Linked DNA regions of Homo sapiens: region 1 is linked to region 2. The links are chromatin loops, found by intact Hi-C in ENCODE. Cell type or tissue: MCF 10A. All regions are shown on one strand. Each heading gives the region's core, and the rest is flanking DNA. Links, peaks and the distances in the headings are about the cores only. Region 1 has its middle 29 kb from the start of FBXO5. Region 2 overlaps LOC105378066 (a long non-coding RNA gene).

Evidence for each region. Hi-C counts contacts between places; a loop is a spot of excess contacts. Peaks named below come from ENCODE experiments on the same cell type or tissue, not always from the same donor. Only the 100,000 strongest peaks of a DNase experiment are listed, where the experiment ranks them.
Region 1: a loop joins it to region 2, with 7 times the contacts of the local background. A loop is called at or near these places in 3 of 110 quality-filtered maps.

The regions. Positions count from the first base shown.
Region 1 is chr6:152,952,192-152,955,119 of GRCh38, reverse strand. No RefSeq gene overlaps it. Among named protein-coding and RNA genes, the nearest start is that of FBXO5, 29 kb to the left of the region's middle. In MCF 10A, for the core only: a CTCF peak has its summit at 1,784 (motif pointing right); no DNase peak of the experiment used is centred there.
Region 2 is chr6:153,311,343-153,314,270 of GRCh38, reverse strand. All of the region lies in intron 5 of LOC105378066 (a long non-coding RNA gene), which reads left to right. Among named protein-coding and RNA genes, the nearest start is that of RGS17, 180 kb to the right of the region's middle. In MCF 10A, for the core only: a CTCF peak has its summit at 1,478 (motif pointing right); a DNase peak (open chromatin) is centred at 1,440.

The DNA of each region.
Region 1 (2,928 bases), core at 324-2,823, 360 kb after region 2:
TCTCGCTCTGTTGCCCAGGCTGGAGTGCAGTGGGGCAATCTCGGCTCCCTGCAACCTCAGCCTCCCAAGTAGCTGGGATTACAGGCATGCACCACCACGCCAGGTAATTTTTATATTTTTAGTAAAGATGAGTTTTCACTGTGTTGGCCAAGATGGTCTCAAACTCTTAACCTCAAGTGATTCACTCACCTCAGCCTCCCAAAGTGCTGGGATTATAGGTGTGAGCCACTGTGTCCAACCAACATTTGTTGTTTTAAGCTTCTAAGTTTTGGAATAACTTGTTATGCAGGAATAAATAACTAATAGGAGCGGGCCCACCCTTCTAGGAGAATTGGGCAAGAGAAAGATGAGCAGCTGTCTCACATCTATTGATTTGCTATAGTAACTAATATTGAAAAGACTAGGTCTTCCCCAGGACTCTGAGACATGTAATTGTTTGACGTGGAATTGATACTGGCTTAGGTACAGGATGACAGCCACCTTGTGGCTGTATAGAGTGTTCTTCAAAAAAGAGCTCACTCTCCCCAGGCCAAAATAGGTTTAAGACTGGTCTAATCACAAAAATGGACTATTTTGAGCTTGTTACATAAGGGAGAATGGATAACGTCTAGATGTATTTTCATGGTTCCTGTGATATATATGCTACTTTTAAAAATTATTCATTCTTTACAGAAAGTCCTTCTACTAGCTTCAAGCTTACTCAAACTTCTTTTTTTGTATTCCAGCATCCAGAGAAGACCTATGTGTTTTCTAGATTGAATTAAATAAAGTCTATTTTGAAAGATTCATTAGATGGCTTACGTTGTGGCAAGAATACATGACAAGACTCAGAAAGGTCCTTAAGCTTACCCTGGCCAAATATGGGCTGAACTTGAAGGCCAGCTCTGGAGTGACTTCTGGTCAAACCACTTACCAGGCTATGTTCTCACATGGTTATATCTGGCCATCCTAACATAGTATGGGACCAACTGGAATTTCAGATTGGTTGAGTGATTATTTAATGGCAGATACAGCTTCATTGAAGCCTTTATTCTAATGAGGAATGTTTAGGGTTGGCAGCCCTGTAGTAGCTCAGTTGGTATTTATAAATGGCGGGGATTATATTTTAGTGTTAAAATCTCAGTGTGTTCATATGCACTGGTGTTTTGTGGGTGTTCTCAGCTTTCGTCTCACACAATTCAGTGAAACAAATACCATATTAACATATTAGCACTGAAGCCTGCTTGCCATTCTCCAACGCTCATGTTAGAGTGTTATCTGGAATTCAGAAATTAGCATTTTCATGTCCTATGTCCAGAAAGTGTGTCATACCCAGTATATACAACTTGAAGACCTGCCATAAAGACTGCGTATAAGGTCTGGTGCGGTGGCTCACGCCTGTAATCCCAGCACTTTGGGAGGCTGAGGTGGGTGGATCACCTGAGGTCAGGAGTTCGAGACCAGACTGACCAACATGGAGAAACCCCGTCTCTACTAAAAACAGAAAATTAGCTGGGCATAGTGGCACATGCCTGTAATCCCAGCTACTCGGGAGGCTGAGGCAGGAGATCCGCTTGAACCCGGGAGGTGGAGGTTGTGGTGAGCCGAGATCGTGCCACTGCACTCCAGCCTGGGCAACAAGAGTGAAACTCTGCCCCCCCACCAAAAAAAAAAAAGACTGCATATAAGAGAAAGAAAAATGATAGTACCTCTACTAATTTCTTAAACTCCTAATTCTATCTTGACTGTTTGGCATTATTCTCTTTTTCCCCAATTCTGCTTCAGCAATGTAAATGCAACGCCACAAGATGGTGCTGTTATAACATCATACTTTTGAATTTGTCTATTCATGTGAAGTTGACTGTAAAAAGGGATGAAACAATATTACTGCTATTCTATTCAATGTACGTTGTCAGAATATAAAATGAAGTCTGCATGAAGTGTTAAGCTAGGATAGGAAGATATAAACAATTTATTTTTTGGTCTTGAGTACGAAAGACACAAATCTTGTTTCTCTTCGACATTTTTATCCACTGCTTATATTTAAAGTCTAGATCTGCACTATGCAATGCGGTAGCAACATGTGGCTACCACACACTTGAAATGTGGCTCTTTCAAAGCCAAACTGAGATGTGCTGTAAGTGTAAAATAAACACTACATACTGCACACAGGGAATGAAGAAAAGCAAAATCTCAGTAATTTTAAATCGACTACATGTTGAAATAACGATATGTTGGATATAGTGGAGTAAAAAAAATACTATGAGCATTAATTGTACTTGTTTATTTTTACTTTTTTTGTGTGTGGCAATTAGAATTTTCTTTTTGAGACAGAGTTTCACTCTGCCGCCCAGGCTGGAGTGCGATGGCGTGATCTCGGCTCATTGCAGCCTCCACCTCCTGGGTTCAAGCAATTCTCCTGGGGTTTCACCATGTTGACCTGGCTGGTTTCAAACTCCTGACCTCAGGTGATCTGCCCAACTCTGCCTCCCAAAGTGCTGGGACTACAGGAAAATTTTGAATTATATATGACCCACTTCTTTATGTTTCTATTGGACTGTGTTGGTCTAAGACCACACAATAAATAAGTACCAGAGGAGTCTTTCCTGGCACCGAAACCTAAATATGTCATGGTATAGTAACCTAATAGTAACCTAATACCCAGATCTCTCATAATTTTAAAAGACAAGTCAAGTTATAGATATGGAGATTGGAGGGCATTTCCTAAATAAAAGAAGGAACAGATTTCATTTGAATTGACTGTAATAGTATCCTTCCAAACTCCTACCCCTCGTGGTTTTGCAGTGACTGACTCATTTGGCTTCTGCCCTTAAACTGACAGGAAACTACTGTTATCAACAAAGGTCACCTAGAAAGTGGTCAGTAAATATTTCTGGAATGAATCAATGAATGAAAGGATGACTAGATAGATTCAGGTAGACATCTTCT
Region 2 (2,928 bases), core at 97-2,596:
CATATCACTAGTTTTAAAATTAGATTTGTTTGCCTATGAAAGGTATATAATAAGAATATATGTTTTACAAATTATTGGCTGGGAAAAACATTACTTTAATGTATTTTTTCTCCTTCCATATTGCTTTTCTACTAGAGAAATATTTATTACCTCATGAGACACATCTTTTCAAATAGCATCTGAATTTATTTCCACAAACCCATTTACAAGTAAGATCTAGTAAGATAGAAACATATCTGATTGCATATTTCCAAATTTCCAAGTATATTCATCTCATTAACATGGTTCTTGAACAACACAATACAAAAACATCTGTTTGTCATTTAATGTCACTATAGCATGGTTTTGGCACCAGCAAGAAGTAATTTTTCCAGGCATTAATGGAGAACTAAATTTATAATATTCTGGCTTTTGTGAGAGAGCACAGCTTTTCAGAACTATAATAATTTTTATTTAAAAACTAAAAATAATGCTATTATAAGCTGTCAGAAATTCAAGGTATGCAATTTAGTTGGCTTTTTGTTCGTTTTATTTTGTTTTGTAATTAACCAGCCATGTCTGTGTTTGAGATAGTCTTTTAAAACAACACTGAAATAGGAGAAAGAGCACTGGCTAGGAGTCAGGAAATGTGAACGTTTCCTTAGGTAACTGTCATCAGTAAAATGAAAACTGAAATTGAATTAGAACACCTCTCGTATCCATTTATAAAGAAGTTAAGTTTTTAATATACATACTTATTTGAGAACACATGGACACAGGGAGGGGAACAATACACACTGGGGTCTGTCAGTGGTGGGGAGGGGAGGGAGCACATCAGGACAAATAGTTAATGCATGTGGGGCTTAAAACTTAGATGATGGGTTGATGGGTGCAGCAAACCACCATGGCACACGTATACCAATGTAACAAACCTGCATGTTCTGCACCTGTATCACAGAACTTAAAGTAAAATAAAAATTATAAATAAATAAATACTAAGAAATATAAATATAATTTAGATAATACATAATATAGCACCTAACAGAAAACAGCCGGCTGAGTGTAGAAAATAAGGAACAAAATATACATGTGGAAGAAGGATAACTGATTTAAGAGTTCTAGATCCAGCACCATCCCATGCTTATAATATCACCTTTGAGAAGTCATATGTGACATCTGGACCCCACTCTTCTCATCTATAAAATGATTGAATAGTTTGGTCCAGCTGATCTCAAAAGTCCCTTTTAGCTCTCAAAATTATACATTCATTATGATTCATATCAGGACACTGTGTCTCTTCTCTCAGATTGAACCTCTTTTCTGACTTGAGGAAGGTTAAATCTTTGAGTAGTTTTGTAATTAGACATGATTTCAGAAACAGAATTGTCAGTCCAATTACACAACTCTTGAAGCACGTTCTCTGGTTGGATCACATTTTGAGCCAGGACTGGCACTCCAGCAGATGGCACTGTGCCATCACCATGGGACCAGCCGGCCCTTAAGTACAAGCACTCATCGCTTACTCAGAAGTCTTAATCATTTGCAGTAATCAGCAGTGCCATGCTCTTTTTCTTTATTATTATAAGCTGAATTTAATACTTGCTAATTTGAATAATTATGTGCTGTTTAATTCTCCACTCTGCTGTCAGGTGGATAAAAGTTGAAAGAGGAGTTTGCTAGTTCTAAACCTTCAGTAAATAACAGGGCAGAGGTAATAAAGTTGTCTTTTCCCCAGAGGAAAGACAATTGAATTCTACCTTCCCTGAAGGCTGCTGGACCAGATATTGAGACCACGCACTCTGTGAAGGCAAGAACCATGCTGGATTCATGTTTGCGTCTCTATGCCCTAGCTTATTCAGAGGTGCTTAATAAAGCTGTGGAATGGGTTAAAACAGAATATAGGATTACTAACATAGGTTGCAGATAGATGTGGAGATGACAATGTGTAGCAATTTTCTTCCAGTACTTCAAATTTTAAAGGAAAGTAGGAGGTACAGTGATCAGCTGAGAGGAGAGATAGAGGAAGAGACGTTAGAAGTTCAGAAGGCAGAGAAAAAAATGTGAAATATCTTTTGGGAGAGTGGGAGAATGCATGAAGTATACTACAGTAATACAGTATGATTCCTGAGCATATGGTATGATGACTGGTCAGTTTTAAAAACAGGTTGAAGTTTTTGGTTCTGATTTAAAACGAGAATAATAAAGCTGTGAATTTAACTCCAGCTACATTCATAGGGGCAGGCATGGTATAGGCAGAAAGTCTGACATAGTCATTTTTGAGATTTTACCCGACAAGAACCAGGGAGAAGAATGGGATTGAGAGAGTCAAGGGTGACTGCAGTGATTGACCATGGAATTTCAGATGAATAAAGAAAAAAAAATAGAATGTTAGGGAATAAAAATGAGGGAGGACCTAAGAATTGGAGGTCCTGGTAGGGTTGAAAGACTGTTAAAGTGTCAGATGAAGTCAGGTGAAATGTTAGTGGAGGCAGTCAGCAAGAAATGTATAAAACTGAAATTATGGAGGGGTTGCAGTTATTGACAATGAAAAATCCTAGAATACGACCACCAGAGTTATGACTGAGGGAGGGCGAAGGGTAACATTACTGAAGCAGAGGAGTCTTAGAAAGAAAAAGGCCAATGTGTTAGAAATATTATCCATGTGTATCTTAAAATCAACAGGAAGAAAATCAGAAGTAATGTCAGAAAGAGTGACAGGGAATAAAAATGTGGATCATCAAGGAATCAGTGAGAATGAGACAAGGACCCTCTTAGATGATAATCATGTTGAGGATACAATCTAATGAGATGATATTCAAAGACAGAGGATTTTAGGGAGGAGGGAAGGAGAATGGTTTGAAAACAGCAAGGAGGAATAATAAGGACATTTCCTCAACACATGCCCTTGGGTAGAATATAAAAGTTACCACTTAAGAGGGCTGCAAAGAA